2 separate regions of the Homo sapiens genome follow, and region 2 is linked to region 1. Evidence: chromatin contacts called from ENCODE Hi-C or POLR2A ChIA-PET data. All regions are on one chromosome and are shown on one strand. Each heading gives the region's core, a stretch centred on a gene start or an enhancer-like site at or near the end of the contact. The rest is flanking DNA. Distances are from core to core; before and after follow the strand shown.

Region 1 (5,967 bases), core at 1,922-4,421:
GACTGGGGTGGAGTAAAGGGATTGGAAACCAGCGGGAAAGATCCGTATTTGTTTTAGGATTTTACTAATGGGGAAAGAGTCAAGAGTGGTTAATTTCCCCTTCAGGACAGAGTTCATCTTCTAAATGGGGTTTGTTCCTAAAATGTAGTCAAAATAAGCTGCAGAATAAGTTATAGAATCTAACAGCCATTGGTATTTTCCTGACTGGTATTTCTTAATTTTACTGAAAATTAGTTCTGAGTTGGTTATAATTAAATTTGTGGGTCTCAGCTCACATTTTTATCGTAATTGGATTAACTGGAAATTAACTGTCACAAACCAGTCCAAATATACTAAGATAATAATGAAACCCTATTAATCCTGAAATGGATTGCTACTTAGAAATGTAAGAAAATTACGTTGTAGCTGGAAGAATCTTGAGATCCTCCAAAAATAACAGAATCAAGTAGTAGTTAAGTGTGTGGGCTCTGAACCTAGTTTAACCCAGTTTGAATCTCTACTCTGCCACCTACTAGCTGTGTGATCTTGGGAAAGTTTCTTAGTCTCTGTGAGCCTCAGTTTTCTGCTCTGTACAGAGTAAAGCATAAAAAGTACCATGTACTAAAATAACTAATGGAAGAAATAAATGGTGGCATAATAAAATAATGTACATGAAGCTCCACATACAAGTCCTTGCACATAGTAATAGCTCAATAAATTGTAGTTATGATATGGTCCAGCCCTATCATTTTACAGATGCAGAAACTGAGGCTCAGAGTAATTGCAGTAATTTAGGGACAGAGTTAAGACAAGAACTTAGGACTTCCGAATTCCAGCCCAACACTCTATTCAGGGTAACTTACCATTTGCCACTTGCCCTATAATTTGGATTTTTCTAGCATATAATTTATGAAAACTTGGATAGTAAACTTTCATGAAAATTGGGTTTCAAGTTGAATATAGTTGGGTTATTGAGTAGGTAACTCACTTATGAAAAGGACTGTTTTTAAGTCTTTAATAGTATTATTTAATAAATCAACTACAAATATTATTTGTGAAGTAGTTACTAGTCATTCTTAACTGTTTAATTGAAAGATCCTATTCTCAGCAACACTAATTAGAGTGTTGATTACATCAATTTGAGCTGCGGTATACATTTATGCATTGTAAACACTGCATCTTATTGGGTCAAAATTAGAGTCGTCAGGTGCTAAGAGGCCCTCTAGCCATAAAGCCCTATACATACAGGAAATGACTATCCCAAGGTGTCCCTAATAGGGCCAGTCATCTCTTAGGGAGTAATGTCAGTGAGACCAAAATTATTACACCCAACACAGCCAGGTCTATGTTTTAACTCTTGTGATCGTAAAAATGTGCTTTGAGCTCTCAGATAATCTTAAATCCAGCATATACATAGTGCCTAATATATTCCAGAAGTTATGGCCATCATTGGTCAACCTACCAGTTCCTCACACTTTTCAGTAATAGATCCTGGAGATGTTGTACCTTTGTTTACTTTGCAGTAGAAGCACAGTCAGATTCCAGGTAGTTTACCTGGTCCAGATGGGAGCCAGTTGCCTTGGACCCAATAGGTACTTGTGCTATAGTTTGAGTTGCAAAAGTGAAAGATGTTTAGTAATTCACTGATGTCAGGAGTGTTGATAAAAGCGATTGAAATTTCACTGTAGGAGATGATTGTACAGGGAGTATGCTCAACAGGAAACTTCGTTGCAATAGAAGAGAAACAGAGAGCTGGAAGAATTTTTTTCATGACCATGTGACTCCAGATTAAAAATGGATTAGGATAAGTTAGGTTACAAGAGACAGCAACCTTCTTGAGAAGAAAGGGGAATTGTGTGGGCTTATAAACCCACAGGAAAATGGGATGGGGTGCTGAAATCAGGCACTGGAGGGCTACTGACTTTCTCTAGAATTCATTCGCACACCAGCTTTCCCACAAGGCTGGATCCCTGTCAGCTACCAGCCATAGGTTCATAGCCTTTACAGCCTTGGGAACAGAGAAAAGAGACCCTCTTTCCCATGCTGCAGTTGAATAACCTGGGGAAAGACTCTAAAAGGCCTGATTTGAGTCACACATTCAACCATAGATGATTGTCATGGCCAAGGATGTGAGTTGCACTAGAAATGCCCAAAAGAAAGGGAGTACCATTATGAGCACGGAAAATTGTCCACCATAGCTAGCATTTTATAGAATGCTTTCTTTATGCTGGGCACATGTATGCTCACATTTACTTCTAAAATAAGAACCATGATCACAGGAGGTGTCTGTAGGGTCACATTAGATTGTTCTGAGGGGCAAGAGGGAGGCTGCCTGGACGAAGGGGAGCCCTAAGTCACCAATGAGAATTAAAAGCTGGACCCCACACTAGGGTACCTCCTCCTTTCATCCGAATAAACAAGAACAAAAGTGGACCCCAAAGGCAATCCCCTTCACTCACCCCATCTATCCCCAAATGCCTTTCCCAATTGATATGGGTTCAGGATTCAAGGGGTCTGAAGCTTGTATAAGTTGGGGATCCCTTTTTAAGTAAAAGAATATTAAAACATTTTACTTTTGCAAATTTTACAACATATAACCATGTAAACACAATGTTAGTGCCCCTTAGCTGTGTCTATCTAAGAGGGGAGTCTTGAAATATAAACCTCACTAGTTTCATGATAAATCTGCCTCTGGTAAGAACCTCATGGTTCTTGTCCATTTAAATGGACATGTGTGGTTTCAAATACCAAATTTTCTTCTAGAACACTACCAAGAGGACCCTTCCCCACTGGCACTTGTCTTTCAAGAACTTCCATAATTCAGGTTCTTAACTAATTTAGATTGTCCTTCTACCTCAATTAACTCAAATCCTGAAAATGTATCATTTTTTATAATTATTTAATTTTGACTCCCAGTCATCCTTCAGGTGAATTTTTTTTCTTTAACAAAATATGGCCTCTGGCTAGAGAGAAATGGGCTTGAGAACAATGCTTATTCCAAGGCAAACCCTTTGGCCTCAGTGTCATGGGCTTGAACCTGATGTTCCCAGTCACGGCATTGCTGAAACTGATAGTCTAGTCATGTAGGGGATTTTCCTGACTCCGTGTCTGTCTCCCCATGGCTGTTTATTTGTACTGCTGTCTGCTTGAGTTTGGGACACTGACCTTATGAGCTGCTTCCCCAGCCCAAGCCTGTAGCCAGAGAACTAGGAGTTTCCCTCTGGCACTGCTTATGGCCAATTGGAAAGATCTGGCAATCAATTCACTGTGGAACTGGCTTGGGGTAGGGAGAGGGGGAGGGGACTTTAGAGTGGAAAGCAGAAAGGAGAGAGAACAACGAGAGAGAGAGAGAGAGAGAGAGAGAGAGAGAGAGAGAGAGAGAGAGAGAGAGACAGAGACAGAAAAGAGAGGCTTTTAAAATCAATGCCAAGCCAGCTGTGGCTCTGGACAGCTGAGTCATAGAGGATTAGGCAGTTCAGTTGGAAAGCAGACTGTGCATACTAACTCTCGGTTTCCAGCTGGAGCGGGGGATAGTAAAATTTTAAAAATTAAACAAAAGAAAGCCACAATTTAATCTCAGATAGCACTTCATTCTGAGACTCCCCGTGGTCAGAGGTGAAGGACAAGAAGCTAGTCTCATTTTTCTACAAACGAGACTCAGTCCTCATGTGGTTAAGGCAAGAATCTCTTAGAGAAACCTGAACATTGCCGTTTCGTTTTTTGAATACATAAATTACAGTAATTGCTAGAAGATGCTGGCTGCTGGCTTCTTATTGGAGTTAAAGGTTGTCTTCAAATGTCGGCCACTGAGTCACAAGTTCATAATCAGCTGTGCTGTGGCCGGATTTGGCAGTTCCGCTAGGCACAGGAAGGACATTATTACAGAAATAATTGGAGGGATGGTTGTATGTCTAAAATTTAGCCAAAATGAAAATACAAATTATTTCCAAATGATGTTAAGGGAGATTTGAAAGGAATCTAAGAAGCATAGATATGGGCAGAGTGAAGCACCACTATCCTGGGCAGGGAATTCACTCCAGGTAGAATAAGGTGTGCCCCCTCACAGTGGAGTCTACTCCTTATAGTCATCACTGGTTCACTGAAATTGTGAAACAAGGACAATCTGCATGGAATCTATCAACCAGCTTCTCTCACCTGTCAATTCTGCTGCTAGCAAGAAGGCTTGTATCCATCCTGCCTGCCCAAAGCTCTAAATAACCCACAGGCCTACTCTTTCTGCTTCCAAGCACAGAGTATGGGAGCATTTCAGAAAAAGTCACAGGGCCATGCTGACAGAATTTTTTACAAATCTATGCTGGTAAGATTTAGCTAGGCCCAAGGCTGGGCTGGCCAATGATCTTTTTATCCATCTCTTCTTAATGCTGGTCTTATTCCCACCAAGGGATTTCTCCCCTTGTAGCCATAGAGGAGACAGATGAAAGGAGTGTGTGTGTGTGTGTGTGTGTGTGTGTGTGTGTGCGCATAATAAGGAGATAAGCACCACTGCCTCCTCTCTGCTGGTGATCTGGGCACCCCTTGGCCTGAGGCCTCTGCTGCCATCTTTTTCTCTTCTCTCTGACTCCGGATCTTGTTTTGCTCTAGGCTAGTGGTTCTCCACTCTGGCTGCACTAGAATCACCCAGGCAGTTTTTGAAAAGTACAGACACTGGGGCCCCATCTCACCTCCAACTTCTCAATAGATTTCATTTCTGTAGAGTATGGCTCAGACAAGGTCATCAGTAGTATTGATAAAGCTCCCAGTGGTTCTAATGTGAAGTCACCAGCCACCTCCCAGTTGCTACCTTACTGAGGCTACAGCAGCATCTCAGTGTCTGTCATGTCAGTGTCTTATAGCATTTAGCAGAAGTTCTTATGCATACTTAGAAAACATTGGTTAAGAGTCATTTCTGGCTAGCATAATTAAATTCATTTTCACTTTGTTTCCTTCCAAGGAGAAGCCAGAAAGTCTATCAGATTCTCCATATAGACTTTGCCTGTACAGCCTTGGACAGTAACTTATCCTCTTTGGAGTTGTATTTCCTCTTCTAACAAAGTGAATTGCTTAAATTAGGTGTTCTTTAAGACCCTTTTCATATCTAAGCTGTCACAACCATAAAACTCAAAGACCTTTTATCAGTACTATTATTTACCAGCTGTGTGACCTTGAGTGGCTCATTTATCTTCTCAAGCTCCTCAGATTCCTCACGTGTGAAAATCAGATGGGAAGATCAGGCCAGGTTTTCCAAATATATTCTCCAGAACATTCCTAGTCCAAGAGATGTCCCATGAAAAATAAGGTAAGTAGTCCAAGAAGGCTAAAATGTAACAAAACTAGGTTAACTCTTTTTCAACCCAGAAATTCCTGAAGTTATTTGACCATGTAGCTACTGCCTTCTTATAAATCCTATTAAGAACCTGCAGAAGTATTATACTTGATGTTTAGATCTCTTCCACTTCTTAAATTTCACCATTCTGTGGTCAAGGCACAAGCTTGTTAGGTAAGAGGGTGAATAACATGCTTGCTCCCTTGACATGTAAAGGAGAAAATAATTTGTTCCCTGCTTGACCCCAGTCTTTGGCTGTTTCACAGGGACAGACATAATCTGACACGGATATCTTCTGGGGCTTACTACTTTTGAGAAGACATTTTTTTTTTTTTTTGAGTCGGAGTCTCATACAGTTGCCCAGGCTGGAGTGCAGTGGCATGATCTCAGCTCACTGCAACCTCTGCCTCCCAGGTTCAAGTGATTCTCCAGTCTCAGCCTCCCGAGTAGCTGGGATGAAATGTCAGCAGTCATTCTGGTTCAAGCCTAAAATGAAGTCTGATTCTTCACTTTTACCTGTACGAGGCAGGTTGTTGTAAAAGAGAAATGAATAAAACTCACTCACTTTCATTGATTTGATTAAATAAGACCAATTCTGCATAACCAAAAAAGTTCAGAACCAGAGGAATCAGCTAGGTAGAGGCAACATAGAGTTTCAAAAGTGG
Region 2 (5,967 bases), core at 2,214-4,713, 73 kb before region 1:
TGTATTGAGTAGCACCTACTAATGTCTCCCTGCCAAATTGTTTTGTGTATGTTACACACCTTGGAAAACCATGAGTTTAAGCAAAGCTCAGCTGACTTACTCACTTCTAGCTATGAGGCTAGAAGATGTGAGTCCAGTTTTGATTATTTTTTCAGAAACTGTCAGGAAAATGCTAGCTGAGATGATGGCAAGGTTGTGATTGGGCAGGCTTGAGGCTCTGTGTGGTAGTTCTATGCTTAGGAAGACTTCAGGCTCTTTTTCAAGTTGTCAGATTCCCCTCTCCCACACTCCATCACCAGTCCCAAGTCAGTGAGTGGCTGCCAGCCAGGGTCCTCTGAGCTGCTGAAGGCTTCCCTTTCCACCCACACTGTGCAAAATGGGGATGGGACTTTCCAGGCACACAGCCTGAAGGCAGACAGCTTCTCCAACTTCCTGCTCCAGATTGGAGAATGATGTGCAATCCCTTACTATCAGCTCTTACATCTGGAAGGGTTTAAGTAGGGTCTATTACTAGAAAGTAAGCTTTATGTTAGAAGGTACTGAATACACAGGAACTTTTCCTGAGGATAGTGCGAATGAAGTCTTTGTTTGTTTGTTTCAATGAGCTGCCTGTAAGTGTCTTCTCTCTCTGGTTTTTTGTCCTCTCCTTCCAAGGTCCTTTTGGCCTTTTTGACCTTTTTTTTTTTCTTTTTTTGAAATGGAGTCTTGCTCTGTCACCCAGGCTGGAGTCAGTGGCCTGATCTCGGCTCTCACTGCAACCTCCACCTCCCGGGTTCAAACGATTCTCCTGCCTCAGCCTCCCAAGTAGCTGGGACTACAGGTGCACTGCACCACGCCCAGCTAATTTTTGTATTTTTTAGTAGAGATGGGGTTTCACCATATTGGCCAGGCTGATCTCAAACTCCTGACCTCAAGATCCACCTGCCTCGGCCTCCCAAAGTGCTAGGATTACAGGCGTGAGCCACCGTGCCAGACCCGACCTTTAACTTTAACTTACGGTTCAGGATCCCAGGCAATGGGCTCTTTTTGGAGCCCCATTATGATTTTCAGGTCCACCCAAGTGGAACAATGTCTTTGGTCATATTGACATTCTCAGACAGCATTCATTGTCCCACTATGCTCCCAGAGCCTTTGACCCTTTTTACTGGCTTCATCAGACTCTCTCCTAGGAAAAGGTGGAAATGGAGAGAGAGAGAGAGAGAGAGGGGAAGATGGTGGTGAGAAATCATCCACCATCCTACTTAGACTCACAGATGCCCATGACAGTGGGGGAGGCTGGGAGCTTCATGATCATCGCATCCAGTTGTTTGTGGATATCCAAGGTTTGGTGAACAGAGGAATATGTTGCAGGGGGTGATGGGGGGCTGTGAGTAGGTTGGGGGTGACGCCAGATCTGTACATATCACTTCAGCACTCTGTTTTATGTATTGGGACTTCCGGTAAGGTTTTGTTTAAGAAAAGATTCCTGCTGCTAGAAGAAATGGTTAAAGACAATAGATCCAGCCCAGCTCCATGCATGAAGTCATCATGCAGCTTCTTCTCAGATCCCTCCAGTGACAGGGAGCTCATTACCATTCCATATTTGGTTGTAATAATATATTGTATAGAGCAGAAATCTGCTTCCCTGGGGCTCCTACCCATTTGTCCCAGTTCTGCTTTCTGGAGACAGACAGAAATAGTTTAAACCAATTTCCAGCTTTCAGCTCCATCAGAGCAGAAACTTTGTCAGTCTGGTTCTTTGGTGACTCTCTGGAGCAATGGCTGGCACAGAGTGGAAGCTTAATAAGTGATACTCGAATAAATTAATGAATGAGGAGCTTCATGTATCTGTTGTAGGATTACCATATGATTTAAGTCTTCAAGACTGGCACACCTAAGAGCTCACATGGTGGAAACCTCCTCACCCCTCCTCAACCTGGATCCTCTCTGTCAAAGGAGTTCTGGATGGAGAGGCGTATGCTAAGGATCTTTGGGCAAGGGGCAAGGACCCTTGGGATTTAATTTATCTACCAAGTGCTTCTGAAAAAAAGCTGTACAAAAAATGCACTGCATAAAAGCAACTTGATAATCCTGATGAAAGCAACCAGACCCTTATCAGGGAATGAGCTATGACCCTGGCATGAGGGTCAGACATCATCGATGGTCACCAATGTAGTAAGACTTGAGAGGCACTGGAAAGTCTCACCGGCTCCCGTGGTAAGACCAGAAACTTCACCATCAGAGAGTCATTACTTTGGGTAAAGTACTTCTCTCTCCTTTAAATGTAATTAGCGGACATAGTGAGTTGCCAATATCTTGGAGTGAATTCGCTGACCTAACTCTTTTCTTTAAGGATAAGGGACCTTAATGATGCTGGATTCTGGGGAAGAACCAGGCCTCAGAGAGAGAAGGGGCAAAATCTGCTGAGCTAGAGGGTGGAAGGAAAGTACATTTTGTTTAACTGGATAAATATTCAGGCCCCTGCAAGCTGCTTCAGTGTGGAAAAGACAATTTGGGGTGGGGGAACGGTAGTCTGGCCCCACATAAACCCTTTAAAATTGCAGACTCCCCCATCCCCCGCCACTGAGAGTCTTCCACATGAATTTGATGTAATGGGAGTAGCACACTCACACATTTTGGAAGATAAGAGCTGAATGTGTTTAAATAACTATCAGGCTGGCGGGAAAGATATCCAGGCTTGCCTGGAGCCACCTTTTCACCACAGAAGGGAAAAACCTAACCCTGACAAGCACGTGGCTGATTATTAGCCGTGTGATGAAGTGTTACTTCCTGTGCAGGACATTCGCATTTCTTGAGAAACTCTTTCTCAATCATAGTGAGTGATATTTTTAGAAAATGAAGGCCTTTGTTTTCTTCCTCTATGTGTATGCTCCCCGCTTCCCTTCACTTCCCCCAAGTCCCATACCCTACCCCAGAGAAGAGATTTAATGAGGGAGTGCATGTCCCCACATGGGGTGGGGGGAGGAGAGTGGGCAGACAATCAGAAAAATGCAATTTACCTGCCCTAGTAGAACTTGAATCACCATACAGACATCTCTTTCATAGTTTTTGCAGCCAAATGTTGCTTTCCTTTCTTGTTTTCCTTCCAGATAATGCAGCTAATATCTTTTCCTTGTGGGGTTGTATTTACTATTCTGAGATCACATTAACATTACTCATTTAACAATCTGCAATGTTTTGAAACCGACATGTCTCACCATATCCCAGAATGGGGTTTTTTTCTCCGCCTGATGCTTTGATTGATAAGGACCGCCCATGACCATGACCTTTAAGATGCATAGTCCAGAGGGCATGGGGTTTGGGCGAAAGGCGGCAAAGGCCTCCCTATCAGCAGGATCACTGTGAGCTCCTGCTCAACAAATGACAGTGCACACTTCACTGCAGATTGGATGCTTTCTGAACTGGTGGAGGCTCAGGAAGCTGCTCTGAGCTGCCCAGACTGAGCAACTGAAACTAAAAGTGAAGCCGTCAAACGCAGCTTCCTGAGCTTTCAGTTCTGGTTGATTTGATGGAGAGTGGGGTGCTATGTTCTCTAACTGTTTTATGGCAGGATCTGTGCACAGGGGTGAGAGTAAAGACTATTAAGAGATCATCCCCACCCTGAAGGAGTTTTCAGTCTAGCAGAGAGACAGACATGTAAATAAGTGTGGTAGATGCCTTCCGAAGATATATACACTGTGGCAGATCGGAGAAAGTGGGCAGTTCTCTAAGGAGGGGAGAGGAGTTGGGGGGATGGGGAAAGTTATAGAAGACTAAAGAGAGAATGCTTGGACTAGGCCTTCATGAAGAAGTAGGCGCTGTCTAGGTGGGAATGAAACGCAAGTGTATTTTTTTTTTTTTGCCTTTGCAAATACATTGAAAAGCATGATGCTCTGGGGGAACTTCTAGAACTCTGATGGCCAGAGTATAAGTTGGAGAGAAGGAAGGGGGAAGAGCAGAGATGAAATATAGGAGGCAGATCACAGAGCCCCCTGCAGGCCCTACAATGGGGTTTTTATTCTACCACATAGGCAATGGGAAGCTACTGGCTAGACTTTAAGTAAGGCAGAGGCTTATTAGACTTTCATTTTAAAAAGGTCGCTTGAGTATCTGTGGGGAGAATAAGCCTGGTTGAGACAGAAGGCAAGAAAAGTAGTTGGGAGGCTGTTAAAATAATTCAAGAAAGATGTGAAGTTTGCAAATAAGGGAGTGGAAGAGTGGAAGGATTAGAGAAGGAGAGAATTACCAAGATTTGGTGATTGGGTAGTAGAGGGAGAGGGTTGAGAGTTAAAGGAAAACGAGACATGTAAGATGCCACCCAGGATTCTGGTTTGAGTGACTATAGAAGACATGGAACGAAAGGGGTGTAAGACAACTAATTCTGTGTTGTGCATGTTGAATTTGAGATGCTTGTGGGACACCGAAGTGGAGAGGCCCAATGTGCAGTTGCTTATGTGGGTTTGACGCACAAAAGATAGGTCAGGGATGAGGAGAAAAACATGAGAGCCATTGGTGAGCAGGTGGCTGTTGAAAGCATGGCAGGGGAGGCCCTGTCCTGTGGGAAGGGCAGAAGGTCAAGGACAGTCCCTCAATTCGTCAACTCAAAGTTGTGGGCAAAGATGGAAGAGCCAGAAAGGGCAACTGCCAAGGAGAAGAGGAGAAATTTGTGTCAAGGAAGGCAGGAGAGAGGGTTTCAAGAGGATAAGACTGGTCCACAGTGTCACACGCTTCAGGGAGGCCAGTGAGACGAAGACTAAAAGCATGCACTGGATAGAGCACTTGGTGATCTTGATGCAGTGAAGCCACAGTGTGGCCCTGGGTGTGGAGGTGAAATTAGCATAGGTGGAAATGGGAGGTGAGTGAGTGGAGGCAATGCACGCGGAAGGCTTGCCCAGGAGAAGGAGGAAAGAGCTTCACCAAAATATTTAGAACTACTGATTTTGTCTGAAAGTTATTTCACAACCAAACAAGGCAGGGTAGTGTCATAGGACAAGAAAGGTGGATTTTGACTACTGAGAACTTCTCACTGTGTTGCAGGCCCTGGGCTGAGGGCTTTGGCATTACAGTCTTGAGTATTCTTTTATTGTATTCTGTCCTTTCATTTTCCTCCAAGATTTTGCAGCCACTCTCCCCTCCCTGCTCAGATTCTACCTCTGCTGTAGCTGGGCTTACACCGTAAGGGCATTTGAGGTCTAGATGAAATCTTAGAAATATAAGACTCTCTCAAAGTTTTTCAATAAGCAGGGCTAATACTAATAATCAATGCTAAACAGCAATCAACAATGTCATGATACCCTAATAAACCTTTAAAGAAGAACTTAGACAAGAAAGCTGTCAAAATGGAAATGGGGGTAGAGTCTTGGCCATGTCAGGGGAAACAAGCACAGAGACCCAGGGTGGTGAGCATGTGTCCTGGGAGGTGGTGGTGCCAGGTGTCCACCACGCTATGTGAGGCAGCCACGTTATTGTTTTGAACAGCGTATCCTCAACCTAGCCTCTTCTAATTGTATAATCACAAAGCTGTAATCACTGATTCCAAAGAGCTGGAAGCCTCAGACGATTGAAAAGTCAAAATGCAGATGTGACAGTAATACAGGAGACACACCTTCCTGTGTGCAGAGGTGGTGAAATGAGAGAATTAATGGTTGGAACAGTTGTCAGGGTTTCCAACTTCTCTAACTTGGAAGGAGTCATTAGGTGAATAAATAGCATACTCCCACTCACACCAGCAGAAGCCAGAATGACCTAGTGGGTAGATAGGGAGTAGCTGTAGTAATAGAACTTGTGTTTCCTCATTGAGTTTTTAATAGAGTTCAGGATCTATCTTTGCCCCTTGTCAGGGGCCACGTTCAGTCCCTCCCATCTCTCCTTCCAGCATCCTTCTTCCTTCGTAGAAAATGGCTTCTATATTTTAAGCCCAGAGTAAGTACCAGGCACAGCACTAAGCATACTGAATATATTCACTTACTTGCATTTTGCAGCCACCCT

The links. Hi-C counts contacts between places; a loop is a spot of excess contacts on that map. ChIA-PET counts read pairs that join two places held with the same protein, here RNA polymerase II (POLR2A). Pooled maps may share reads with other maps.
Region 2: a pooled map shows a loop between it and region 1 (2.7-fold over the local background). The contact joins two enhancer-like sites. A Hi-C loop is called at or near these places in 7 of 50 pooled maps. POLR2A ChIA-PET finds 5 or more read pairs at or near these places in 3 of 52 experiments (activated CD4-positive, alpha-beta T cell, activated CD8-positive, alpha-beta memory T cell and activated T-cell).

Annotation. Positions count from the first base shown.
Region 1 is chr10:62,561,820-62,567,786 of GRCh38, reverse strand. No RefSeq gene overlaps it. Among named protein-coding and RNA genes, the nearest start is that of ZNF365, 190 kb to the right of the region's middle. Within about 2 kb of position 3,171, at least 18 of the 41 ENCODE cell types and tissues checked have a DNase peak (open chromatin) inside an H3K27ac peak, as active enhancers do.
Region 2 is chr10:62,635,012-62,640,978 of GRCh38, reverse strand. The region is part of intron 1 of LOC105378327 (a long non-coding RNA gene); the gene reads left to right. Among named protein-coding and RNA genes, the nearest start is that of ADO, 170 kb to the left of the region's middle. RefSeq lists enhancers at 327-396, 2,838-3,067, 3,078-3,317, 3,608-3,697. Within about 2 kb of position 3,463, at least 20 of the 41 ENCODE cell types and tissues checked have a DNase peak (open chromatin) inside an H3K27ac peak, as active enhancers do.